3 separate regions of the Homo sapiens genome follow, and regions 2 and 3 are each linked to region 1. A link is a loop called in an ENCODE intact Hi-C map of the cell type or tissue named here. Cell type or tissue: endothelial cell of umbilical vein. All regions are shown on one strand. Each heading gives the region's core, and the rest is flanking DNA. Links, peaks and the distances in the headings are about the cores only. Region 1 holds the start of ADORA2B (adenosine A2b receptor). Region 2 overlaps LOC105371557 (a long non-coding RNA gene). Region 3 holds the start of LOC105371557 (a long non-coding RNA gene).

The links. A loop is a pair of places that touch in the nucleus more often than their neighbours do. Peaks named below come from ENCODE experiments on the same cell type or tissue, not always from the same donor. Only the 100,000 strongest peaks of a DNase experiment are listed, where the experiment ranks them.
Region 2: it touches region 1 in a loop (7-fold over the local background); 10 of 110 quality-filtered maps call a loop at or near these places.
Region 3: a loop joins it to region 1, with 6 times the contacts of the local background. A loop is called at or near these places in 3 of 110 quality-filtered maps.

What each region holds. Positions count from the first base shown.
Region 1 is chr17:15,940,053-15,950,332 of GRCh38, forward strand. It overlaps ADORA2B (adenosine A2b receptor), which reads left to right and starts at 5,078. Exons shown (of 2, transcript NM_000676.4): 1 at 5,078-5,531. The coding sequence starts at 5,197. RefSeq lists a silencer at 4,634-5,253 and an enhancer at 5,081-5,895. In endothelial cell of umbilical vein, for the core only: a CTCF peak has its summit at 5,189 (motif pointing right); DNase peaks (open chromatin) are centred at 4,799, 5,179 and 6,199; H3K4me3 peaks cover 1,931 bases; H3K27ac peaks cover 1,690 bases.
Region 2 is chr17:15,824,170-15,834,449 of GRCh38, forward strand. It overlaps LOC105371557 (a long non-coding RNA gene), which reads right to left. Exons shown (of 4, transcript XR_934263.3): 4 at 7,343-7,411. It also overlaps the pseudogene SPECC1P1. Among named protein-coding and RNA genes, the nearest start is that of LINC02087, 12 kb to the left of the region's middle. RefSeq lists an enhancer at 4,626-4,920. In endothelial cell of umbilical vein, for the core only: a CTCF peak has its summit at 4,778 (motif pointing right); a DNase peak (open chromatin) is centred at 4,702; H3K27me3 peaks cover 183 bases.
Region 3 is chr17:15,843,889-15,851,357 of GRCh38, forward strand. It overlaps LOC105371557 (a long non-coding RNA gene), which reads right to left and starts at 3,990. Exons shown (of 4, transcript XR_934263.3): 1 at 3,903-3,990; 2 at 409-497. It also overlaps a transcript of ADORA2B not described here. In endothelial cell of umbilical vein, for the core only: a CTCF peak has its summit at 5,355; a DNase peak (open chromatin) is centred at 5,353.

The DNA of each region.
Region 1 (10,280 bases), core at 3,284-8,283:
GCACCCACTTTACTTCTGAAACAATACATGTGGTAACAGTATTAAGTGCTCACTATTTTGCAAACATTGTTCAAGAACCCTAGGAAAGACAGTACAGAATAAATAGAAAGCAAAGTCTTTTTGTCCAAGAACTTAAAGCCCGTCAGTGTTGGGAACATGCGATTTGTGTGTGCAATGGTGCAGGAGTCTGGTCGTGTCCATCTCTGGGGTGCAGAGCTGCCTCTGAAGACTTGGCAAGACCTACCCAACAGTCGTTCACTGAGCAGAGACTGAGGAGCCTCCTGGGATTGGGCTCATCCTCAGGAAAAGCGGAGCCAGTCCCAAGCTTGAACCAGTGACAAGTCCTTGGATGTCGGAGAGAAGTAGAACGTTGAGGTACAGTAAGAAACCCTTGTTGACTTCCAGAAGTGCTTGAGGGATTTTGTGGGGAGCTGAGGCCTGGAGAGAGTCAGCTGTTCTGAAATGTAGGCTGTGACTCCTGATGTGTGCCATCTTTATGTACAAGCCAGTGAGGCCTAGAGCTCTCAGGTTAGACTTAAAATTTCCCTCTGACACTCACACAGACACTGAGGGGCAATGTGCACTGTACTCTTTTCCTCTTTATTTTATAGAGCCCCAAGTTTATTCGGAGGGTAACATATTTGGGAAAGGTATGCCCCTTCCTCTTCCCCATGGAATAAACCATATTTGGTCAAAGCCAGGCATGATCATTCCATTTCCCTGTGCTCATGGTTGGTGTAGGGTAGCAAGTGATCCACGACTTCACCTCATGATAAACGGTAGGGAGGCTAGCCCTCTTCTGCATTGAATGAGGTTGCATGAGCAAGCAATGCTTGCAGCTGTGGCAGCCTTTTTGTAACCATGTGGCAACAAGCCTAAGAGGAAAGCTACTGAAGATGGCAGAGCAGAAAGAGAGAACCTGGGCCTGTCATGATATTTCTGGGACCATCTGTATGTCACCTGGATTCTGCTCTGGCAGTTGAGGCAGGATGAGAGGGGTGAGAGATGAGACGATGTGTACTAGCAGTCTGGAAGAGGTCCACGGAGGGTCAGTTTGTTCAGGAAGCATACCCTTCCACTTTCACCAGTGAAAGTCCCACTTGAGTTTCTAGGGCTCTAGTCCTAACCTAACCAGATGCTTTCATCACTGCAGTTGTTTTCCAGGAGTCAGGATCTAGAGGTAGTCAGATGGCAGATGGCTCCTCCTGCCCCTTTTTAGCCTGACCCTGTGAAGTAGATATTGTTATCCCATCTTATACATAAGAAATAGGGGCTTAGAAAGATTAATTGACTTGTCCAACATCAACAGCAGAGCTGGGAATCAAACCTGGAGTCTCTGTTGCTAAGACCTGGGCTCTGCTCCCTGCACACCAATTGCTTTCAAGACTAAACCAGCTGGGTGTAGTGGCTCACACTTGTAATCCCGGCACTTTGGGAGGCTGAGATGGGAGGATCGCTTGAGCCCAGGGGTTCAAGACCAGCCTGGGCAACATAGTGGGACACTGTCTCTACAAAAACATTACAAATTAACCAGGCATGGTGGTGTGCACCTGTAGTCCTAGCCACTTGGGAGGCTGGGGTGGGAGGATCACCTGAGCCCAGGAGGTTGAGGCTGCAGTAAGCTATGATCCCACCATGGTGCTACAGCTTCAGTGACAGAGTGAGACTCTTGTTTCAAAAAAAAAAAAAAAAAAGACTAAATGCCATGACTCTCTTCGGATTCCACCCTTCCTCCTCGTGTTTCCTGAATAATAACCTGTTAATAATAATTATTATAATATTTAATAATAATAATTGGCACCCCCATGGACCCAGTGAGTCCAGCTCAAATCCTAGCGTGGATCAGGGGTTGAAGGAGTCAGGAAAATGTATGATTCATTTCACAAAGACTTTGTGAAGAGGGGCGGGTTGTTGTGTGAGTCAGAGGGTACCAGGTGGGGCTGGGGTGGGGAGAGGACGGAGAAGGGAAAGCTTTGCTGGTGAGGGACACCGGGGACCTGAAACTCAGTGGACTGCAACACAGACGGGAACAGGGCACAGCCCTGTGCTGGAGACTTCCTACTTGGGTGCTATCGTTTGGAAATCTGTCCTCCCAAATCTCATGCTGAAATGTAATCCCCAGTGTTGGAGGTGGGGCCTAGTGGAAGCAGTGGAGCAGTTTCTGATGAATGGTTTAGTGCCATCCTTTTTAGTGCTGTCCTCATGATAGTGAGTGAGTTCTCACTAGATCCGGTTGTTAAAAAAGGTGTGGCACCTCCCCCCACCTCTTGCTCCTGCTTTCCCCATGTGACATGCCTGCTCCCACTTCACCCTCTGCCACTAGTAAAGCTCCCTGAGGCCCCTTGGAAGCCAAGCAGATGCTGGCACTATGGTTTACAGGCTGCAGAACTGTGAGCCAAATAAACCTCTTTTCTTTGTAAATTACCCAGTCTCAGATATTTCCCTATAGCAATGTAAGAATGGCCTAATACATTGGGTGATTCAGGGAAGGTTTCCTGATGGAGGTTGGGCTCTGAAAAGGGGAAATGGTGATTCTGGGCACAGGAAATGCTAGAGCAGAGCCCAGGCCCAGCAGCTGCAGGGCGTGCAGGAACCACTCATAGCAACCAGCCAGACACCGTTCGCCTCCTCTCCCTCTGCAAAATCTCCACTCACTCCTTTGGATATTGCTCTGACCATCCCCGCCCCGTCCTGTGACCTCTGCGGACTGGCATCCCAGCAGGATGGCCCAGCTCTCCAGCCTGGCAGCCAGAGCCTTCTCCACTAGGCCTTTTTCTCTTCACTCTCCTGGGCATGGCACCCCTGGGCAAACTCCTAACTACCACCTCTGCCTGGTATAGCTGGAACCACCCCACTGTGAAGCCTCCCTCACTCTGTAAAAGCCAGTACCCCAGGAAGCCTCCTCTAACCCTTTGCCCTCTGCCACTCCAAGGAAGTGCTATTGGAGGAGCTGCCTGATCTCTCTGGCCTTCTGTGTGGCAGCAGAAGTTTGTGTCAACTGCTGTGGGAACGTGATTGGTGGAGCAGGTGATTCCAGAACTCACGTGACCAGGACACGGAATGTGTGGGCTTGCCAATATTTTGATATATAAATCAACTGTTTTCATTATGGAAGTAACAAAACCTCAAGGGAAATAGAAAAAAAAATTCCCTGTAATCATCCCACCCAGCTAGGAGGTCTACTGTGTGTGTTTTTGACATTTTGCTGTCCTCGTTGGTGCAAGGGCAGATGTGACTGTTTATGCCTGTGGAGGGCAGAGGGGTTTTTCTTCTTCTTGTCTTTTTTTAGAGACAGGGTCTCCCTCTTTTGCCCAGCCTGGATGGAATGCAGTGGCATGATCCCAGCTCACTGCAGCCTCGAACCCCTGGCCTCAAAGGATCCTCCTGCCTCAGCCTCCCAAGTAGCTGGGACTACAGGCACCTGCCACCGTGCCTGGCTGATTTATTTTTTATTTGTTTGTTTAGAGATGGGGTCTCCCTACATTGGCCAGGCTGGTCTTGAACTCCTGGCCTCAAATGTTCCTCCTGTCTTGGCCTCCCAAAGTTTTGGGATTATAGGCGTGAGCCATGTTGTCGTCATTACAGCTACATTGAGATATAATTTATGTGCCACACAATGCATGCCTTTCAAGTGTACAGTTCAGTGGCATTGAGGTATATCCACAGAACCGTACAACCATCACCACATTGAGAAAATTTTTATCACCCTAAAAAATCCTTTACAAAATCCTTTACCCTTTAGCAGTCACCCCATGTTTTGATTTTTGCTTTACATGATTTTACAAGCATCTTTTCCTGTTGCTGGAAAATCTCCTTACCCATCCTCTTTGGTGACTGTCAGCAAAGGCTTTCGGGTGGTGAAATAGCGTGGCCAGGAGTGCTCTAGAACAATGGTGTTGGTGAGGGCTGCAGAAGCTGAGGACCCACAGGCAGAGAGGGAGGGATGGTAGAAGCAGGTGGTGAGGAGGGACTCGGGGCAGGACTTTGGGGGTAAAAGGAAGCAAGTCTCTGGAAGCAGAACCAGCAGCACTGCTGATCATTGGGACGTGGAGAAAGGCGAAGGCTCAGGGTGTCAGCAAACTTCCTAGGGTGGGTGAGGGTTGCCAGGTCAATAACGAACAGGGTCCCAGGAAAAGGCGGCAGCACAGGTTTGGGGAGAATTAGAGATGAGCTTGGTTTTGGTCTTGTTGGATTTGGGGGCACCAGTCTCTCTCCTGGCGAGAGTCGGCAGTGGGGTGTTAGGATCTGGCCCTCAGGAGGCTGTTAGGGCTGAAGCAAGAGATTTGGGAGTTAAGGGTGTGAGGGCCACGTGGGAGGCCTCGGGAGCCTGTGCCGATCCAGGGTGAGTGTGAAGGAAAGAAAAAAGAGGGCCCGGGGAACACTGGTATTTTCGGGCGGTGGACGAGGATGGGACGGCCACGAGCTTGTCTTAAGGTAGAAGGCAGAGCGGGGCCGTAGGGGCAGTGGCGCGGGCGAGGGTGGAGAACAGCGCTGAGCCTCGCTGGGAGGCGGCCGGAGGGGGCTGCAGCCCCCGAGGGCTCCTTGCAGTCCGGCCCCGCAGCCTGGAGACAGCTCCGGTGGTGCTGCGCTGCCCGAGACTGCTGCACGAGCGGGGACTGCGGCCTCGGCTCCCTGCCTGCCCGGCAGCCCCCCATCCAGTCGGCCTGCCCGGGGTGCGCAGGGTTAGCCTGGAGTGAGCTCGCCCCGCCCGGGGTTGCGCGGCCCTGGGGGGTCCTCTCGCGGCGGCTCCTGGGACCTGCTGGCGCCCCGGGCAGAGCCCGGCCCCATCCCAGGAGTCGCCCGGACTGGAAGGCAGTGCGAGCACTGGGACACAGCCTCCGAGCTCGAGCGTGACGGGAAGTTGGGGCAATTTGTTAGTTATCCGCCGCCACCAAGACGCGGCACGGCGCCTGGACCGGAGGGGCCCCGCGCGGGCGCGAACTTTGGGCTCGGGCGAGTGGGTGGTGCTCCGCCCAGCCCGAGACGGGCGGGCGCGCGGGCCAATGGGTGCCGCCTCTTGGCCGCGGGGGGCCCCGACCCGTGGGTCCCGGCCACCAGCGCCCCAGCCCCGAGGCTCAGAAGCGGCAGGCGGAGGCGCGGTCCGGGCGCTATGGCCATGCCCGGCGGGTCTCACGCGGCTGCCCCTCGCCCGGCGCGCCTTCGGTAGGGGGCGCCCGGGGCCCAGCTGGCCCGGCCATGCTGCTGGAGACACAGGACGCGCTGTACGTGGCGCTGGAGCTGGTCATCGCCGCGCTTTCGGTGGCGGGCAACGTGCTGGTGTGCGCCGCGGTGGGCACGGCGAACACTCTGCAGACGCCCACCAACTACTTCCTGGTGTCCCTGGCTGCGGCCGACGTGGCCGTGGGGCTCTTCGCCATCCCCTTTGCCATCACCATCAGCCTGGGCTTCTGCACTGACTTCTACGGCTGCCTCTTCCTCGCCTGCTTCGTGCTGGTGCTCACGCAGAGCTCCATCTTCAGCCTTCTGGCCGTGGCAGTCGACAGATACCTGGCCATCTGTGTCCCGCTCAGGTGAGGCGCTCGGCGTCGCCCGAACTCGGGGCCCCGTCGGAGCTCCGAAATGGGTCGTCTTCTCCAGGCCGGGGTTCCTCCCTCGGGGGCCCCAGACGGGCCAGGCTGGGGGCGCGCGGGGCGCTTGGAGGGCTGGTTCCCAGCCTGGCCACCCCGCAACGCTAGACCAGTGCGCCCGGGCACCCAAGACATCCCAGATGCGCGTCGCTCTAAGGAGATCTGCGTAGGGACAGCTCTAGGGGGTCCGGGGAGTGCGGTCCCCGGCGCCCGGGGAGGCGCCGTGGAAACCCCGGGGAAAGCGTCACCCCCGGGGAAAGCGTCACCCCCGTGGGCGGGTGGAGCCCGGGGCGCGGGAGTTTTGGTGATCACATCTCCACTCCTGCCACGAAGGCCGTTCCTAACACTCGCCCGCAGCGGCGGTGCAGCGGCAGTCCCGTGAGTGCTGCGGCTCCCGGAGGCCCGGGAGGTTCCCACTAAGGGCAAGGCAACTTTGGACGCTGGGCATTCGCACCGTCAGAATGGACACGCATGAGCCAGCTTCAGAACGTGTCTGCTGCGGAGAGGCGGCCCGGCCCATCCCAGGGGAAGGTGTCCGTTAACTTTGGGGAACGCTACGGACTCAGATTATATACTTTTAAAAGGAGTTACAATGCTTCCTCGTGTCTGGCAAACGGCCTTACAGCCTCACTGCCCTTGTGTAACTATTTATCTCCTGCTGCCCTGTTGGGAGCGGGCTGAGAAGTGCAGAAAATGGTGGCGAACTTACTTGTCCACTCTTTCTCCCACACTGAGAAAATCTAGGATTCAGGGGATGGAGTCAGCCAGCGACCAGAGTGGATTCCCAGTTGGAGCTGATGACTTCAACATTGAGAGTTTGTTGAAAGTATTTATTCTCTGTCTTTGGTGCCTGGGCCACTTTGGCATTTCTGAGGAGAGCTTGAGATCTCTTTAAATTTGGAGCTGAGACAGGGAAACTAAATCACAGAGTAGGAAGGAAGGGAAGGAATTCATTTATTGGGTGCCAACTCTGTGCAGACAGTTTATAATAAACGTGTCCCCAGCAGTCCTTGCAGTAGTACCAGAGGACGGGTGCTGTAACCTTCATCTCGTAGAGGAGGGGTGATGGCCCAGGGAGGTTGGAGTCTTGCCCAGGATGGTGTATCAGGGATGGGTGTCAGAGCCGGGGCTTGAACTCACAGCTGGCACCGTGTCCCCACCCATGCCATCAGGCCACTCTGCAAGGCCATGTGTGGCACCGTGTTTAGGAGTCAGGGAGAAAAGTGCTCTGCTGTTTTGGGAGGAGGAGCCTGCCTGCAGTAAACTGGTGGTTGTAGGGGAATGTGTTTGTGGGAATGGAGCCGGAGAATGCTCCCAGAGGCCATTTGAGTAGGCAGATGTGTTGGGCCTGGTCCTTGCAGGTTGTTTCGTGGGTCCCAGCAGGAACAGGAGCCTCCTGCTTGGGAGGGCTGTGAGCCTTATGTGGGTGTCTGGCCACTCCATGTGCTGCTGCCCGTGCTGTTGGACCAGGAGGCCTTATGTCTCCCATCAGGTGTGACAGCCCAGGGATTTCCAAGGCTTAGGGAGGACAGCAGTTTCTTCTCTCTCTTCTGGATCCCTTCCCTGCCTTTTGGTGTCATCGTTGTTACTTGATGGCATTTTGGATGTTTTGCATCCAGCAGAGCAGTCACAAGCCCCAGCCTGAGTTGTCCATCTAATGGAAACCCCTTGGACTTGCCCTGGCAGAGACCAGAGACCCAGAGAGGAGTTAGTGGAACAATCTCCCAGGCCACAGGGAGCAGGAAGTTCCATGAAAGTTTAAATCTGTTCCTTCTTGTCCTGGTTTGTGCTGGGTGAGGTCTTGAAAAAAATGGGTGTGGGTGTGTTAAGGGGAAAGTGCTGTGAATCACAGGCCCTGAGCTTCTTTGCATTGCCAAGGGCAGGAGGGAAGAACACTGAGGCTCGCCCCATCCTGCCTTCCTGGCCCGTCCAGAGCTTGGAGGTCTGGAAGAGGTGCACAGGCAGTCCCCAGCTCCCTGCCCCAGAGTTAGTCGTCTGACCTGGCCACAGCACCACCCCAACCCTGGTGGGTGGGAGAGGTGTACTAGGGCCCCCAGGGCTTCCCTCTCAGGGGCTGGTGCCTGGGGCAGGCCTTCCCTCAGCTGGCCTAGCAGTTCATGGCCCCTTGGGAAGAGGTTAAAATACAGATTACAGGGCCTCACCTGGTTGTACTGAATCAGAATCTCTGGAGTGGGTGTCGAGGGGATTCCAGCAGTGGGATCTTTAACCAGGGACATTTGGGTCCAGCGATCTAAGAATCCTCCTAGATTCAGGGCCTGAAGCTTTCCTCACTTGACTGACACAGGCTGGGTGCATGGCGCCCCAAGCACTGACTTGGCCCTGAGGCCTTCCTGGGGTTGTGGAACTCCAGGTGAGAGTAAAGTTGGAAGTGCCCTGTTTGGGAGGAGGTGTGTCCCCTTTGAAGCCAAGCAATAAGGAGGGTGAGGTGCAGGGAGTGAGGGCTAAAGGCTTAGGCTAGGACAGTCCTGGGACCTACCCCCAGTTCCTCCCGGTTCGAGGGCTCCAAGTGTGAGGCCTGTGGCCGCAGAGACCACAGCCCCCACCTGCCACCGCATTGCCAAGGTGTTTACTGATGTGACAGATGACAGTGTAGAAGGGAGGGGAGCCGGAGGGAATGCCAGGGACAAATATGACGCCCTTGGCCTGGCCCTTTGCCTTCAGGACAGGGCTGGCCACAAACAGAAGTCCATTGCCTCTGGTTCAAGTCCATAGACAATTCCTGATGTTGGGCCCTGGCGGCGGGGGGCTCCAGTCCCCAGTGGTGCCGACGGGAGTGGGCGTGTAGCTCCTGGGCTGGGGGAGGTGGACGTGTACAGGCAGGAGGGTGTGGGCCATGCCCAAAGCTGCTCCCAGCTCTCACTTCACCCTCAGGCAGGAGCACTTCCTCCTCCCTGCTTGAATCCTGTTCCTTTCATGCCACACCCACTGTGGGGGTCTTCGCTGCTTGTAGACCCAGTTTCCCTGGCCCTGTGGCATTGAGTCTCTGGCAGGGCTGAGGCCAGCTGTTTTCCTAGTGGAGCTGAAAGAGGGTGGATCCGGGAGGGTTTAGTTGGCCGAATGGGTCCAGTGCCGTGTATCTGACCTGTCCCTGGACCCTGCCCAGTCACCCTCTCTGCTCTTGCCACATTGAGGCTTTTCTCTGTGCCTCACGTATCTGGTCTTTGAGGTAGGGATTAAAGACCTCTTAGCAAGACTTTGTGCTTAGGGTAGGAGTTGGCGGGGGGTTCTGAATGTTTTTCAAAACTTAAAAAAATTGAGCTATAGGGCCGGGCACGGTGGCTCACGCCTGTAATCCCAGCACTTTGGGAGGCTGAAGAGGGTGGATCACCTGAGGTCAGGAGCTCGAGACCAGCTTGGCCAACATGGTGAAACCCTGTCTCTACTGAAAATATAAAAATTAGCTGGGTGTGGTGGTGGGTGCCTGTAATCCCAGCTACTTGAGAGGCTGAGGCAGGAGAATCGCTTGAACCCGGGAGGCAGAGGTTGCAGTGAGCCAAGATCACGCCATTGCACTCCACCTTGGGCAACAAGAGCAAAACTCTGCCTCAAAAAAAAAAAATTGAGCTATAGTCCAGGCACAGTGGCTCACGCCTGTAATCCCAGTGCTTTGGGAGGCCAAGGCGAATAGATCAGTTGAGGCTAGGAGTTTGAGACCAGCCTGGCCAACATGGCGAAATCCCGTCTCTACTAAAAATACAAAAATTGGCTGGGTGTGGTGGTACACGCTTGTAATCCCAGCTACTCGGGAGGCTGAGGCAGGAGAATTGCTTGAACCCAAGAGACAGAGGTTGCCGTGAGCCAGGATCACACCGCTGCACTCCAGCCTGGGCAACAGAGTGAGACTGTGTCTCACACATACACAAAAAATTAAGCTATAATTCCCGTCCCATAAAATTCACTGGTAATGTTCGAAATAAAGCTTGGCAGGGGCTGGATACGGTGGCTCACACCCGTAATCACAGCATTTTGGGAGGCCGAGGCAGGTGGATCACCTGAGGTCAGAGTTCGAGACCAGCCTGGCCAACATGATGAAACCCCGTCTCTACTAAAAATACAAAAATTAGCCGGGCGTGGTGGCACGCGCCTGTAATCCCAGTTACTAGGGAGGCTGAGACAGGAGAATTGCTTGAACCCAGGAGGTGGAGGTTGCAGTGAGCCCCAGCCTGGGTGACAATAGCGAAACTCTGTCTCAAAAAAAATAAAAAATAAAAAAGCTTGGCAGGAAGATTTCTGGCTCTGGGTTGTATCCTCCAGCTTTCCCAAGAGCTCCCTCCTTGGGTTCACCCTTCTGCATCAGTGTTACCTTTCTCTTCCAGATCATTCCCATGGTAATGGGTTGGATGATGGCCCCCTGCAAAACGTATGTCCATATTTTAATTCCCAGAACCTCTGACTATTCCCTTATATGGCCAAAACAAAAAACAACCAACCAAAACCCCACAAATACTGCTTTCTGTGGATCTTGAGAGAAGGAGCTTATTTGGATTATCTGGGCGGCCTCTTAATGCATTTGCACTCTTAGAAGATAAATCTGCAGAGAAGGCCGTTTGAAGGTGGAGGCCACAGCCAAGGAATGAAGGATGGCCACCAGAAGCTGGAAGAGGCAACAGATCCTCCTTTGGAACCTCTGGCAGGAGCGTGGCCCACACCTGGAAGTCAGCCTTCTCGCCC
Region 2 (10,280 bases), core at 2,751-7,750, 120 kb before region 1:
TGACACTTGTTATTGACCATCTTTCTCACTCTAGCCTTCCCAGGGGGTATGAGGTGGTATCTCAGTGTGGTTTGGGTTTGCATTTCCCTAGTGACAAATGATGTTGAGCATCTTTTCATGTGCTTGTTGTCCAGTCATATGTCTTTTATGGTAAAATGTCTCTTGAAATTTGTCTTTTCGTTATTCTGTTATAAGCATTCTTTATATTAATATATTCTGGATACTAATATATTCTGGATACTCTTACTTAGCAATGAAGACTGTTTGCGGTATGGGTCCAACCTGCGTTCCAGTTGGAATGTCCTAGTCACCTATGCATCCACCCAACAAATACTGCCAGAGAGCCTACCATGCGTATATATGGCAGAGTCCCTGGCCTCAGGAAGCCCACGGTCTAGTCCAGACACACAACACCACCCACGTTCTTTGAACTTCCACTTCTCTCTAGATTTCTTGAGCCAACTAACAACTCTCAAGTACTTTGCCTATTCAGTATTGTTTTTTACAGCCCTTAATTTCATTTTGCACACTACTTACTGTTGAGTTTTAATATTTGCAAATATTTGCTTCTATTCTGTGACTTGTCTTTTTACTCTCTCAGTAGTATCCTTTGGTCCTATTAAAATTAAAACAAGTTATAATTTTCATGAAGTTCAATTTATCTAATTTTTTTCTTTCATTGTCTGTGCCTTTGTTGCCATATCCAAAGTATCATTTCCAAATTCAGTTGATGGAGATTTTTCTCCTGTGTTTTCTTTTAAAACATTTATAGTTTTAGCCTGTAGCCCATTTTGAGTTAATTTTTGTATATGGTGTCAGATAAGGATTCAGCTTCATTCACGCACATGGATAGCCAGTTTTTCCAGCGTAATTTGTTGAAGAGACTGTCCTTTTCCCCATTGAGTGGAATTGTTAGTGTTTTTTACATAGAAGATTATGTTGTCTGTGAACAGAGATATTCTTATGCTCTCCTTTCCAATGTTTATATCTTTATTTCTTTTTCTTGCATAAGTGCTCTGGCTATGTTGAAGAGAAGTGACATGTGTGCATCCTGATCTTGTTCCTGATCTTAGGGGAAAGCTTTCACTCTTTCACCACTGAGAATGTTGTTAGCTGTGGGATTCTCAAATATGGCCTTTATCATGATAGGGAAGTTACTTTCTACCCTAGTTTCTTGTGTTTTTATCATGAAAAAGTATTGGATTTTTTAAATTGTTTTTTCTGCATCAACTGAGATGAACATAGTTTTTTCTGTAATTTTTTTCCTTTTTTTTTTGAGATGGAGTCTCACTCTGTCACCCAGGCTGGAGTGCAGTGGTGCAATCTCGGCTCACTGCAACCTCTGCCTCCTGGGTTTGAGCGATTCTCCTGCCTCAGCCTCCCAGGTAGCTGGGACTACAGGCACCCGCCACCACACCCGGCTAATTTTTTGTATTTTTAGTGGAGATGGGGTTTCACCATGTTAGCCAGGATGGTCTTGATCTCCTGACCTCATGATCCACCCGCCTCAGCCTCCCAAAGTGCTGGGATTACAGGCATGAGCCACCATGCCTGGCCTTTTAATTTTTTTAATGTGGTGCATTTTACTGATTGTTTTTTTTATGTTGAACCATCTTTGCACTCCAGGAATAAATTCCACTTGGTTATGGTGAATAATTTCTTTGATATGCTGTTGGGTTCACTTTGCTAATATTTTATTGAGAATTTTTGCATCTAAATACTTAAGGCATATTGGTCTGTAATTTTCTTTTTTGTGATGGCTTCATTGGGCTTTGGTATCAGTGTAATGCTGACTTTATAGAATGAGTTAGGAAGTGTTCCCTCCTCTTTGATTTTTGGGAAGAGTTTGAGAAGAATTAGAGTTGATTCTTTAAATGTTTTGGTGGGGTTCACTAGTAAAGCAATCTGGTCTTGTGCTTGTCATTGTTTTTTTTTTTTTTTTTTTTTTTGACAAAGTTTTGCTCTTGTTGCCCAGGGTGGAGTCCAATGGTACAATCTCGGCTCACTGCAACCTCTGCCTCCCGGGTTCAAGCGATTCTCATGCCTCAACCTCTTGAGTAGCTGGGATTACAGGCATGTGCCACCACACCTGGCTAATTTTTGTATTTTTAGTAGAGACAGGGTTTCTCCATGTTGGTCAGGCTGGTCTTGAACTCCCGACCTCAAGTGATCTGCCCGCCTCGGCCTCCCAAAGTGCTAGGATTAAAGGTGTGAGCCACCACACCCGGCCAGTAGGTTTCTTATTACTGATTCAGTCTCCTCACTTCCTCACCAGTTGTAGGTCTATTCAGATTTTCTGTTTCTTAATGTGTCAGTTTTGGTAGATTGTGTGTTTCTAGGAATATGCCCATTTTATCCAGGTTATAAAATTTATTGGTATACTGCTGTTCATAGTATTCTCTTATAATCTTTTTTATTTTCATAAAATAAGTAATACTGTTTCCAATTTCACTTCTGATTTTAATAATTTGAGTCTTCTCTCTTTTTCTTAGTAAATTTCCTTTCTGATTTTGATAGTTTGAGTTTTCTCTTTTTCTTAACAAATTTCATTTCTGATTTTGATAATTTGAGTCTTTTTATTAGTCTAGCTAATGTGTTGCTAATTTTGTTGATCTTTTAAAGAGCTAGCTTTTGGTTTTGTTGATTTTCTCTATTGTTTTTCCATCTGTATGTTGTTTATCTCTGCTGTAATCATTATTTCCATCTGCTAGCTTTGGGTTTGGTTTGCTCTTCCTTTTCTATTTCCTCAAGGTGTATAATTAGGTTATGATCTGGTTATGTTTCTTCTTTTTCAGTGTATGCGTTTACATAAACTTCCCTCTTCACATTGTTTTATTGTATCCCATAACTTTTGGCATGTTGCCTTTTCATTTTCCTTTGTCTCAAGATATTTTCAAATTTCCCTTGTCATTTCTTCTTTGACCAGTTGAGAAAGAGTGTGTTTAATTTCCACATGTGTGAATTTTCCAGTTCTCCTTCTGTTATTGATTTGTAGTTTTATAACATTGTGATCAGAAAAGATACTTTGAATTATTTTAAATTTTTAAGAATGTGTTAAGGTTTGTTTTGTGGCCTAACATGTGGTCTATCCTGGAGAACGTACCATGTGCACTTGAGAGGAATGTGTATTCTCCTGTTGTGGGGTGGAGTGTTGTGTATGTGTCTGTTGTGTCCAGTTGGTTTGTAGTGTTGTTCAAGTCCTGTATTTTCTTATTGATCTGTCTGGTTGTTCTATTATTGAAAGTGAAGTATTGAAATGTCCTAGTATTAGTGTAAGAGTATTTCTCCCTTTCATTCTGTCAATTTTTAAAAATATACTTTGGGATCCTGCTATTAGGTTTATATAAATTTATAATTGTTATATCTTCTTGCTGCGTTCCTTTTTATTTTTATTTATTTATTTTAGATGGAGTTTCACTCTTGTTGCCCAGGCTGGAGTGCAATGGCTCACTGCAGCCTCCACCTCCAGGGTGCAAGCGATACTCCTGCCTCAGCCTCCCAAGTAGCTGGGGTTACAGGCGCCTGGTACCACACCTGGCTAATTTTTTGTTTTTTGTTTTTTAAGACAGAGTCTCACTCTGTCACCAGGCTGGAGTACAGTGGCGCAATCTCGGCTCACTGCAACTTCTGACTCCCTGGTTCAAGTGATTCTCCTGCCTCAGCCTCCCAAGTAGCTGGGATTATAGGCACATGCCACCACGCCCAGCTAATTTTTGTATTTTTGATAGAGACAGGGTTTCACCCTGTTGGCCAGGATGGTCTCGATCTCCTGACCAAGTGATCCACCTGCCTCGGCCTCCTAAAGTGCTGGGATTACAGGCGTGAGACACCGTGCCTGGCCAATTTTTTGTATTTTTTAGTAGAGACGGAGTTTTCACCATGTTGACCAGGCTGGTGTCGAACTCCTGACCTCAGGTGATCCACTCACCTCGGCCTCCCAAAGGGCTGGGTTTACAGTCCTGAGCCACCTGCCTGGCTTCCCTTTGTTAATATATACCTTAACAATGTATATTTTCTCCCATTCTATAGGTTGTCTGTTTACTCTGTTGATAGTTTCTTCTGAAGACAGTGGAATACTATGCAGCAACTAAAGTAGCCACCTAGCAGGATGTGTACCAGTATGGATACATTTTGAAAACACAGCTAAAAGCAAGGTGCAAGGGCATAATAAGCATAGATGGTGAGGGATAGAGCATATTACCATGTTACAAACCCGACACTCTAAAAGCACAATATAGTATATATAACATTGTGTAAAACACTCAAAACACCCAGAACAATACTAGGCATTATCATGGATACATACATATATAGTAAAAGTGAAAAACCATTCAAGGGATGACCACATAGCAATTTTAGGATAATGCTTATTACTCTCTGAGGTGGGAGGGTACATTGAAGCTTTAAAAAATTCTTCCTAGAATAAAAAGATTTTGCAAATGTGGCAAAATTTAACTATTGTTAAGTCTGAGTACCTGTTTATCATTATTCTTGGTAGTTTCCTGTATATTTAGAATATTAACAATCAAAAATTGAACAGGTGGAAGGACTGTACTGTGCCACTTTTCTGCTTCTGGTATGTGTATGTTTCAGTGCTCTGTGCCTTCCACTGTGGTTCTCTATCAGGTTCATAGTGTATTTCTCTAAAGAAACATTGTAACTTACTGCTAAGTATCTTATGGCTAAGGAGATTGAAGATCAGCCTTGCTTCAGGGGCGTTGTTCACAGCTCAGCAGCAGAGGGCGCCACCCCATAGCTGATGTGCGGTGGGGCGGCCACACCAGGCAGCCCTCTTGGTACAGGGCCAGTGCCTCCCAGGGAAGCACTGCTCCCCCAGCTGCAGGAAAGAGGAATATTTAAATGCGTGCAGATTTCCCTTTCGCTTGTAGGAAGGGGTACAGAATCCAGCCATTTGGAAGCATACATCATGTTTCTCTGACTGTTCGTGGCCTCGGCTGTTTCTGAGGCTAATAATGCAAGAAACAGCACATGCCAAAGGCGTCTTTGCCACTGTGTCCATGAGCCTGCTGCTGACTTGCCAGGGGTTTTTTGTGATGTATTATTTTAGATTGAGGGGGTTCGTGTACAGGTTTGTTACATGGGTATATTGTGTCATGATGGGGCTTTGGCTTGTAGTGGACTGATCGCTGCGGGAACTTTGTTGTTAAACTGACCAGGGAACTTTCCTTTTATTTTAAGTGGAAAAAGATTATTCATACCTGAAGGAGATGTGTAATCACCAAGCAGAACAGCTAAACAGAACCAGCCTAAAGCTGCAAGAAGCATCATCAGAGAGTGATGCAGAGATCAAAGACATGAAAGAAACCATGTTTGCACTGGAAGATCAGGTGGAACAGCACTGGGTTATCAAGTTACACAGTACTCAACTTATCAGTGAGCTAAAAAATAAGTGGGGTCAAGCCCAGGTGAAATGTGGATTGGAAGTGAGTAGGACACTAAAGAACCCAGCAGCAGTGGGTGACTGTGGGAAGGTTTTTGACCGTGTGTTGGCTGGGGTTTATGAAGAGTCTTTCATTTGAGTGTGCTATAATCTCCCGGGAAGAATGTCACCTAAGAAACAATCATTAATCTCTTAAACTAAGTTGAAAACTGGATAACAGAAGAAAAGAGTAAGTAACATAAGTGACTGTGAAAAATAGCAAATGCTTTGTTGTTTGTTGTTGTTTTAGAGAGAGGGTCTCAGTCTGTTTCCCAGACTGGAGTGCAGTGGTATGACCATACTCACCACAGCCTCAAACTTGTGGGCTCAAGCGATTGTCCCAAATCAGTCTCCCAGAGCACTGGGATTACAGATGTGAATCACTGTACCCAGCCACAAATGTTTCTTGTCTGTGCTAGATGTGCTGTGTGTGAGCCATGCTGCTGCCACTGTCTCTGAGCAGCCTGATCGGCTTGGAGGCCACAAGTTGGGACACTTCAGCTGTGACTGTGTGAGAGTTCACAGGGACTTTTCCTAAGGACATTCTGTGGGGTAGGAATGGGTTATTCAGAAGAAATACCTTGCCAAGCATTGACACTGTGTTGTCACCAAGCATTGACAATGTGTTGTCTCTTGGAGCTGATAGAGTTGGATGATAGGTGTCAGAGTGGATGAAAAATGTGTGCTCTTGGTCTAAGGAAGAAAACAATTCCTGCATGTGTGCCATTGATGGTAGGATATCAAGTAACTTACAGATGTTGGCCACTTAGTTGCTGAAGAGGCATCATTATGTGGCTTATGAGCTCATTGTTTACTTTGACTTGGGAAAAGAAATTTTTAAAAGGGATTAAACGTTGCCTGCTTTGTCCAAATGAGCCTTATCAAATTATCACATCTAATGTGCTTCGCTTTTGTGACAAAAGACTTAATGGACATGGCCAGGTGTGGTGGCTCACGCCTGTAATCTTAGCACTTTGGGAGGTCGAGGTGGGTGGATCACCTGAGGTCAAGAGTTTGAGACCAACTTGGCCAACATGATGAAACCTTGTCTCTATTAAAAATACAAAAATTAGCCAGGTGAGGTGGCGGGTGCCTGTAATCCCAGCTACTTAGGAGGCTGAGGCAGGAGAATCACATGAACCCAGGAGGTGAAGGTTGCAGTGAGCTGAGATCACACCATTGCGCTCTAGCCTGGGCAACAGAGTGAAACTCTGCCTCAAAAAAAAAAAAAAAAAAAGGTTTAATGGGCAAAGCATTTAGGTCACACCAATCATTACTAAGAATAGCCTGGTCAGTTGCCTGAGAAGTTCCCCACACCGTGCAGTTGATCCTCCTTATTCACAGATTCACAGATTGCACATTTGTGAATTCACCTGCTTGCTAAAAATTTCTTTTTTTTTTAGATGGAGTTTTGCTCTTGTTGCCCAGGCTGGAGTGCAATGGTGCAATCTTGGCTCACCGGAGGTTATCCTGCCTCAGCCTCCCGAGTAGCTGGGATTACAGGCATGCGCCACCATGCCCGGCTAATTTTGTATTTTTTTAGTAGAGACGGAGTTTCTCCATGTTGGTCAGGCTGGTCTTGAACTCCCAACCTCAGGTGATCCACCCGCCTTGGCCTCCCAAAGTGCTGAGATTACAGGCATGAGCCACTGCGCCCAGCTGCTCAAATGTATTTTAACCCCCAAATCAACAGGCAGAGTACTTCCACTGAGTCATTTTTGTCATTTTTGGACATGCACAGAGAAGTGAAAACGTTGAGTCATCCAGTGCTTATGCTCCCCACTGAGGTCAGACAGACACTTTACCTTCTCATACTGTACATATGTCTTTTCCATGGTCTGTTTAGTACTGTGCTTTTAGCATTTTTTTGCGTGGTTTTGGTGACTTCGCTGTTTAAAATGGCCCCAAGTGCAGTGCTGCAGTGCTGCAGTGCTGTCCACTGTCCCTAAGCGCAGGGAGGCTGAGAGAGACCTGCAGAGAAGACACGTATGTTACGGAAGTTTCTTGAAGGCATGAGCTCCTGTGCTGTTAAGCCTGAGTTACTGAATCGACAACACAGTACATCAGAGAAAGGGAGAGGAAGTTCAACAATATGTATGTAAAGCTGCCCTGACATGCTAAAGGGACATCTGTAGAGTGTGATGCAGCTGTGGAAAAGATGGAAAAGCAGCCAAATTTATGGATTCATGAGAAGACGGCCAATTTTAAAAAGCAGTGGGCAACATTATTGTGAGACTGAAAACCAAAGACACGTACGTGCACATCATCTCAGGTCAGGAAAATATTAAATCCTTCTTGGTTAGTGCTGGTCGGCTCCTAGGTTTCGAAAGGCTGTAAGGTGTGAGAATGGTTAACGTTGCAGGCAAGGCAGGTTGTGCAGATCAGGAGACTGAGGAAAAATTTAAAAATACTTCCTCAGTGTTAGGAAGAAGGAAATGGGAAGAATGAGTTTCCACTGCTGATGAGACTTGCTTGTTTTATGGAGATATTGCCAGATGCAACTCTGTGCACGAACCTGAGAATTGACTGTGTATTCCAGATATTGATTAGTTGGTTAGAGTGAGAGTTGACAGCACCTGCCTCGTTTCTTCTTGAACATGACACGCAGTAGAACTGTGGAACCTCAGCATTCAGTGTCGGTGCCATCCAGGCTGTTCTCAGGATACAGCTGAAAACCTGGACACCATTATCATCAGTGTATCCTTCCAAACCCAGCACCATGATTGTGAAGAAAAGTCAAAGAAGACAAGTTCTGTTCTGTTTTGTTTTTGTTTTTGTGATATTTTGCTGTTGAGAATGGGGTTGTATTGTCCCTAAATCCTTAAAAGTCAGCACAGACACACCAAGAAAACCAGTGTATAATTAATGTCCACAGCAAAATTTAGGCCCACCCCTGTGGTTATATCATCATATATCCAGGACTGACAATAACCCAAGCCATCTTTTGAAAAGCTGTTAAACTTTTTAAAAGGATTTTGAAGTATTATTCAGATATCTTTTTGCTCAGAGACCCCGAGACACAGCCCTAGACCGATCACTCCTTCCCATGAGATCCTGATGGGAGAGAAATGGACTGAAAAATGAAAGGAAATTAGGGGGTGTTTTCTACTCAGCAGAATAATCCCAGACTCAGACTCCCAGGCCCACTAGAACTAGAACTGCTGGGGTAGGACCTGCCCACAAGCATCTTTTTAGCCTTCTCTGGTGATTCTGATTCACAGCCTTCATAGAAAACTGCTCTAGGTTAGAGCATGAGGACCTATTGAGGAATTTCAGCTTGGTGACTGACACCATCAGATTTAAACTCGAATGACTCTGATAGCCATATGGAGAGAATTGGAGGCGAGGAGAACGAAGGGTTGCAGGTGTCCTTAAGTAGGGAGAGGCAGGCAAGCCACCTGGGAAGATGTCAAATGCACACATCCTCGGGTTCTGTCTGCCCTTGGAGATTCTGCCTCCAGGTGTCTGGAGTGTGGACTAGAACATCAGTGCTTTTGAAAAGCTTCACCAATGATTCAGAGGCTTAACTGCCGTTGAGACCCACGACTCTGGAAAGTGCTTTACAAACCACAGGAGGAATAAGCAGTCATGTGCTCTGTTATGTGAAAGCCTCTATCTCACAGCAATAAAGGACACTCAGGATGATTGCGTGTGAGTGCGAGGGAGGCCGGGCTCGGTGTGCAAGTGTGTGTGGCCAAGGAGGCCTCTTCCCGTAGTGCTATTTGGTTGTGCATCCTGTCTGCTGAGACTGTAACCTCAATATGCACCATGTGTTTTTCAGATCATCGTGTTCCCTATTTTGGAGGAACTTGCTGCTTCCAGCCCCTCTTTGCAGGGTAAATTGAAATTGCTAAAAGTTGCATTTAGAGTAGAATGCATTTAGAGTAGATTTGAACACCTGCTGTGGCATGTGGAGCTGCCCCTTTGCTACCTGACTTATCTTCTCTCAAGAGTCTCACAACTCTTCCAAGGCCTGTCTGAATTGTCTATTTCTAGGTAATGTGATCAAGCTGGAGAAACAGAAGTCAGATCTGGGGAGGCAGCTAAAGACTCTGACTGAGCAGATACAGGGGAGATGTGGCAGGAGCCTTCACCACCATCTTCCTATAAATTACCCCTCCAAGGTCTGGATCACTCTCTCTATCCTGCTTTATCTTGGAACATTTTCATGACATGGGTCCTGAAACTGTAAGTTCTTGCCAGCAGGAAGTAAAATCAAAGCAGTCATTTGTTGTCAGGATGGAGAGCTCTCATAACCTGAAGGTGTAATTTCCACCAGTGCCTTTTCCTAGCAGCAAGACACCGTGAAAGCAGGGCCTCACTAAGCACTGCTGGCTGTTCTTTCTTGGTGACTGATACAGGGGCTCTGGAGTCTCTGCCCAGGCACCAGCCCTGGCAGGCATCTGACACAGGGTTGGGCTCTGGCATTTTCAGAAGAAGACCATGGAATGGAGGTGGTTCCAGCCGGATCTGCAGACTGCGGTGGCAGTGGCCAACAATGTCAAGTGAGAAGCCCAGCAGGAGCTGGGCACTGTGAAGAGGAAACTGCTGAACTGCTGGAGGAGAAGGAGAAGGAGGAGGAGAATGCCTGGCTGCAGAAGGAGCTGGGGGATGTGCAGGGCTGCGGCAGGGTGGTTTCCAGCAGAGCTGCCCCTCCGTGAGTCTAGTGGGCACCCAGGCCATGCTTGCTTTTCACTTAATTACTGTGCGTGGGGCTCCCTGGTAGGGATGAGACGCTTCATGTCTCTCTGTGCAAGGCTCTGCTGTTTCTTTTCTGGGATCAGTCTGCATTACCAGTGCTACCGCATCACTAGGAACATTCCATCCAGTGCCCAGTTTC
Region 3 (7,469 bases), core at 2,470-7,469, 97 kb before region 1:
GAAAAAAAACTTCAGGTGGCTGGGTGTATAGTCCAAAAACTAGATGGGTAGAGGGGACTCATGGGAGATCAATTGAAAGGCCTGGGGCTGGGCTTCATCCAGGTGTTCAGGAAAGATCCCAGCAGGCATGAGCATGTGGTTGGCACAACCTGCCCTCTTCACAAATATTAATCTGCCAGTTGTGAAGGTAGCAGTGGTGCCATGCAACGCTTCCCAAATGGAGTTACCCTTGAATACTTAAAAAATCATCATGGGCTGGGCATGGTGGCTCACGCCTGTAATCCCAGCATTTTGGGAGGCCAAGGTGGATGAATCACTTAATGTGATGAGTTCAAGACCAGCCTGGCCAACATGGCAAAACCCTGTTTCTACTGAACATTAAAAAAAAAATCTTGTATAGGAGCTCACCTGTGCCTGGATCAGAATAAACAACGTAAAGTGGTGTCTTGAGGAAGTAAAAGCTATAGACAATCACTGGCAATTGAAGACTCTGTTCTCTAATATAACAAAGAAAGCAACAAATTAGAGAGGTTAAATAAAAGTTTTAAAGGGAAATAATTACAGACATATATGTATGTGGTCTTAAATGACAAGGTAAGACGTAGAAGGCAGACCAGCGTTCAGTGAGGAGGGCCGTGCACCTTGTTGTGCTCTGTGGAGACGCTGCCTGCTTATAGGGTGCGTGCGTGTCACCTGCTGTGTGTGACACACCATCAGAAAGTCTGGCCTCCAAATGTTATTCACAGGTATGGGTTGCCACCTTGTAAGAACAGATTATTGTACAAAAATAGGAATGTTGAAAGAAATATTGGGAATGTTTTTTCTTAAATATTATTATATTTTAAGAAGAAATACCATCAGCATTATTTTTGGAACCGTGTATACCTCTTACAGAACACTTGTGCACAACAGAAAATTTGAGAAAGGCCTGGCCAGAGCTGGATTTGCATCCCAGATTTACCATTCATGAACCATGTGACCATCATCAAATTTTCCTCTAAAATAAGAGATAATGTGTGGAGGTTTTGTGGAAAATTAAATTAGATAACATTTTTAAGACACATGGTACTGTGCCTGTCATATACAGTGGAGTTATACTGTATTAGTTTGTTCTCACTTTGCTATAAAGAACTACTTTGAGGCTGGGCACAGTGGCTCATGCCTGTAATTCCAGCACTTTGGGAGGCCAAGGCAGGAGAGTCACTTGATGTCAGGAATTCAAGACCAGCCTGGCAAACGTGACAAAACCCCATCTCTACTAAACATACAAAAATTAGCCAGGCATGATGGCATGCACCTGTAATCCCAGCTACTTGGGAGGCTGAGGCAGGGGAATCGCTGGAATCTGGGAGGCAGAGGTTGCAGTGAGCTGAGATTGCCCCACTGTATTCCAGCCTGGGAGACAGAGCAAGACTTAGTCTCAAAAAAAAAAAAAAAAATTGAATTACCTGAGACTGGGTATTTTATAAAGAAAAAAGGTTTAATTGCCAGGCACAGTGACTCACACTTGTAATTCCAGCACTTTGGGAGGCTGAGGCAGGCAGATCACAAGGTCAAGAGATCGAGATCATCCTGGCTAACACGATGAAACTCCGTCTCTGCTAAAAATACAAAAATATTAGCCGGGCATGGTGGCGGGTGCCTGTAGTCCCAGCTACTCAGGAGGCTGAGGCAGGAGAATGGCATGAACCCGGGAGGCAGAGCTTGCAGTGAGCCAAGATCACTCCATTGCACCCCAGCCTGGGCAACAGAGCCAAGACTCCATCTCAAAAAAAAAAAAAAAAAGGTTTAATTGACTCACAGTTCTACAGGTCACACAGGAAGCATGGCTAGGGAGGCATCAGGAAACTTACAATCATGGTGGAAGGTGAAGGGGATGCAGGTACATATTCACATGGCTGGCAGGAGAGAGAGTGAATGAAGCAGGAGGTGCTACATACTTTCAAGCAACCAGATCCCTTGAGAACTCTTATCGCAAGACAGCACTAGGAGGACGGTGCTAAACCGTTAGAAACTGCCCCCATGAGCCAGTCACCTCTCACTGGGCCCCACCTCCAACAATGGGAATTACAATTCAACATGAGATTTGGGTGGGGACACAGAACCAAACCATATTATGTATGTATATTTGTTTCAGTGAAATTTTCTGTTATTAACATAGTTTTATATTCTGGGGACAAGCAGAACACATGCTTCATTTTGTTGTGTTAAATGTAGCCCCTAAACACAAAGCAACTATTTCATCAGTGATGTAACTAAAGAAAGAGCCAAACTCAGTGGCTCATGCATGTAATCCCAGCACTTTGGGAAGCTGAGGCAGAGGTATCGCTTGAGTCCAGGAGTTCAAGAACATCCTGGGCAACGTGGTGAAAACTCATCTCTTAAAAAAAAAATTAGCCAAGTGTGGTGGTGCACATCTCTAGTCCCAGCTACTCTGGAGGCTGAAGTGGGAGAATCACTTGAGCCTGGGAGATTGAGGCTGCAGTGAGCCGAGGTGTTGCCACTACACTCCAGCCTGAGTGATCCACCTCGGCCTCCCAAAGTGCTGGGATTACAGGTGTGAGCCACCAGGCCTGGACACTAATAGTATTCTTTTTTTATTTTTATTTTTATTTTTTATTTTGAGACAGAGTCTCGCTCAGTCACCCAGGCTGGAGTGGGAGTAATCTCCACTCACTGCAACCTCTGCCTTCCGGGTTCACGTGATTGTCCTGCTTCAGCTTTCCAGGTAGCTGGGATTACAGATGTGTGCCATCACTCACACCGGGCTAATTTTTGTATTTTTAGTAGAGACGGGGTTTTATTCTGTTGGTCAGGCTGGTCTCGAACTCCTAACCTCAAGTGATCCACCCGCCTCGGCCTCCCAAAGTGCTGGGATTACAGACATGAGCCACCATGCCCAGCCACTAATAGCATTCTTAATAACGATTTTCTTTGGTTATTCAGTTCAGGCTTTGTTTTGTGAATGCCTCCTACACACATACACCTACACATACACATACACACACACACACACACACACACACACACACACACACACAATTATATAACATGGTGAGTATTTAGTGAGTATTTCTCTAATCTGCTTAAATGATGCAGGGCTTTCTCATACTGACTCGTATTGTTCTAGCCAAGCAGACTGAGCATTTGAAATAACATTTTAGGATGCCCAAAGACAGGGGTACTGGAAATTAATTCTTGTGGCCTTGCTTTTTTCTTATACACTCTGAATGAGTCTATTTATCATTCAATATTTTGAATTGCAGAGAAACTTAGATAACTGAAAGGAATACCTCAGCAGAATGTAGGCTTCTCTATTTTGTTCTTATTAAATTATCAAAGAAGAAAATGAACATGAGTTATTTAAAATGATTGTCCTTGGAGGCCTTTGGGACCAAGTCATTTAAATGGACTGATAAGAAGGTGGCCCGTTTTGTGTCTTGATGACCTTCCTGAGAATGGCTGGCACAGACAGAGATTTTTTTCTCCTCAGACCTAACCTGATTTCATTCTGTTTCTGCATATTTGCCAACCTGATTTTATTCTGTGTAACATAAAGGGGAAAATGTGAAAACCAGTTCCTGTCAGTAAACCTTTAAAAATTATTTAAAAACCCAACCCCTTACAGTTTGTTAAGTTCCTAATGGTTTCTTCCAATGAAGTTTTCAGTTTACTGATTTTTTTTCCACTCAGAAGAAGGGGCTGTGAAGTCAAGAGTGTAAGACAGCGTGGGTTAACTGTTTTAAGTTCTGTTTCTGTGAAATGTATTCTATTCATGTTTACAGAGCAACAGAGGAAAGCTTAGAGAATTAAGTACACCGTAAATTCAACCACAGAAGCTTATGAGTAGCTAGATTAACTTCAAAACAATCAGTAAATAAATATTTTAAACTTCCACTGACCTTTTTAAAAATCTACTTCCAGATACGTTGTTTGAACTATTCTCATAAATTAGTCATCTTGCAAAACAGCTGTGACAATATGATGTAATGAAGAGAGCAATGATTTAGCAGTCAGAAGGCTGGGAGTCCTTGTCTTGGCTCATTCACAGGGAGATCACATGACATGCCAAAGTCCCCTAGATAAGGGAGCCATACATGAGAGGATTGAGGATTGGGTCAATGATCTATCATAAAAGACTTTCTGTGAGTCTGTGCTTACACTTAGAAACCTCACAAAGAACACACCAGGGAATTTGGGTGAGAGCAGGAGCTTCAGCTCATGCAGAATGCAGTGTTATTTTAGAGTTGTGTTGCGACTCTTAGGCTTAGAAGACAGAATGTCTGAGTCAGGATTCTGTTGTGTATAATGGATTGCACTCTCGTTGGCTTAGACGGAAAAGCGTTAAATGGCTTGCAGAATTGTTGGGAGGGCTGAGCTTCCAGGAGCAGCTCCCAAAGTCTCCACACAGAATTGGACCACCAGGGAACCTGCTCCCTCCACCAGGACAGGAGCCTTAACTTCAGAAAGCTGCCCACCCAGTTGGAAAGGTGCCACCACAGTTACCAGCACCAGAAGCATCTTGTCTCTGCTACAGTCTCTGTGCACATAGTGAACGCCCTGTGCCCTGCCTCTCTCCCCCTGACTCAGGTGCCACTCCGGGTCTCGCTCAAGTCTTTCTGATGATGGAACTTAAATCACGCCCAAAATCCCAGCTGCAGGAGAGCTCTGAGATTTCATCTTTCCAGCCTCTGTGTGCCACGTGGGGTTTGGAGCATTTGCCAACAAGCCAATCCACTGCATTCACCATTGACAATAAGCAAAATGTTTATGATCAGTAACATTTGCATTTTTTCACAATTTGCAGCATACAGACTTCTTAATTAGAGCTAATGTCAAGTCATTCTACATATAAAAATATCATTTTTGACCGTTTCTCAAGAAACAGCTTTTTAAAAAATCAAGAGCAATGCCTACATTATTTCCTGATGCAAAGCTGGTAGAGAAAATAGGATGTTAAATTTAGAATTTCCCTTCCAGCTTTGTTTATTTTCTCCACATCAGCTCTGTTTTCCTCTGTGTCTTTTTCTCCCATGGGGACGTCTTCCACCTTTTCAGTTTGATTTGACCTTTGCCGTGCAGACCTGTGGATGAAGAGCCAGAGTCCCCCAAGGTCGATGCTGCTGGCCAGTGGCCTGGTGTGTGTGTTAACAGAACATCTCCAACGCCCTCAGAGCCCATGACCACCATAAGTCACTCATCAAGTCATTTGACTTGGGATGCCCTGGTATTTAATCATTTTTTTCTATAAGCAAAGTTCCACATTCAAACTTTGGCCCGACATATCAAACGTTTCTTGACTGTACCCTGGCCCCACGTTGTTAACAACCACAAGGGCACTTTCCAGGTACTACCACATGGAGCCGCTGCAGGCAGGAGCCTGGCCCAGGCTCCGGGGAGGCACTGATGGAGAGCCTGACTCATGAGTAACACAAAAGCAGCCTCTTCCTCTCTACCTCTTCCTCCTCTCCAGTTCCTGCCTTGCCTCATTTCTTTTCTGCCTCTCATAGCCATTAAATTCAGGTCACTACTATTTGCCATTTTCTTATTTCATGAGAAATAGCACGGTCAGCCAGAGGCTTCATCTCCAAGGAAACCAGGCATCACAACTGTGCACCTGACCCTTTTGTAGGCACCCTTGGCCATCCCCATCTTGCAGCCTGCTAGACATTTTTCTACCTGGTCTTGTATGTGAGCACCTGTGTTGATCTGTCACTTCTGATCTTGGTGTGCTCCCAGGTTTCCTGGAATTTTCTGATAGACTCACAATACCCCTTTAGTCATGTTTATCTTCATGTATGAGAAAGATGCATAGCTATACTTCATACATATACTGTACACATAAAGATAGCAAATAGAAGAAACAATATGCATCTGTCCACTGTAACAGTATCTTTCTTCCTGGACTTCAATGAACATGCCATTGTATTGAAAGACTCTAGTAGGGTGGGCGCGGTGGCTCACGCCTGTAATCCCAGCACTTTGGGAGGCCGAGGCGGGCAGATCACGAGATCAGGAGATTGAGACCATCCTGGCTAACATGGTGAAACCCCGTCTCTACTAAAAATACAAAAAATTAGCTGGGCATGGTGGTGGGTGCCTGTAGTCCCAGCTGCTCAGGAGGCTGAGGCAGGAGGATGGCATGAACCGGGAGGTGGAACTTGCAGTGAGCCGAGATCGCCCCACTTCACTCCAGCCTGGGCAACAGAGCAACACTCTGTCTCAAAAAAAAAAAAAAAAAGGCTGTAGTAAAAATTAATCCTAGAATGTACCCGGTTATTATCTCTGCTAAAATAGTTTGCAATTAAATTAAATGAAGATTAAACTACACATATTGAAAGACATGAAAGCCCAGTGAGTGAGTCAGTGAAAATGGGAAATGAATTAACAGTCACAGTTTGTGCAAGAACTTTCCTGTTCCTTCCTCCCCTAGGCACCTCATTATTTAAACATATTCGTTTTACTCAGTTGTCCTACATCTAGGACTGGCCTCCACTCAGCTAACTCCTCCTCCCCTCTCATTTCTCCAATTCAGCTCTAGTCCAGAGGAGAAAAGAATAATAAATATCACACTAAACACCATGGAATACTTCTCAAGTCACCAAAGAGGTAAATCAAAAAGTATTATTTGCTATTTTGAACTGGAACAACATGTAAATGTTCCCATCTCTTTTCTTGGCAGATGGAACTGGACAGAATACTTCTGTCCATAAGGCCCTTAGAAGCCCCCTAAGCGAAATACCAATGAGGACCTCCCCAGCAGCTGCTGTCTCTCCTGCCAGGTAGATGAGCCCCAGGAATAACCACTGCTTATGGTTTGTTGTATATCCCTCTAGATGTTTTTCTTTATACATATGTGTGTGTGTGTGTGTCTGTGTCTGTGTGTGTAGAGAGAGGGTGTGTGTTGTGTAAATTGGATTATACTACACGTTAGTCCAACACTTACTCATTTCACTTTATCATTGGAATGTGAGCTCCGTGAGGACCAAGATTTTTGTTTATTTTGCTTGCTAACACATCTTTTGTCGGTAACAGGGAGTGAAACATGGTCACATCATGATAGAAGCTCAACAAATATTTGTTGAATGAATAAAGGAATATGTCTGAGACATCTTTACATTGCAACATTTGGAGAAATGATTCCTTTTTGTAAAGGTTATATAATACACATCAATTTATATAGCCATACTTCTACTGATAGATTTTAGGTTACTTGGGGTAAACAATAAAGTGAAGATCCTTATGCAATTTTTTGACCACTAAAGGGGCTATTTCTGCATAAGGGTGGATCAAGATTCATTTGCAAATATGAGAGATCACTGTAGTTAAGCAGAAAGGGATTTAATCCAGGGCATTTGGTACTGGAAGGGCTGGAGAAGGCAGTAGGCTCTGTCCACTGAGCTTCCAGGAAGGGTTCCCAGAGCATCTCAATGCTGGTCCAGTAAAGGAGCTTCTGTTCCTGCCAGAAT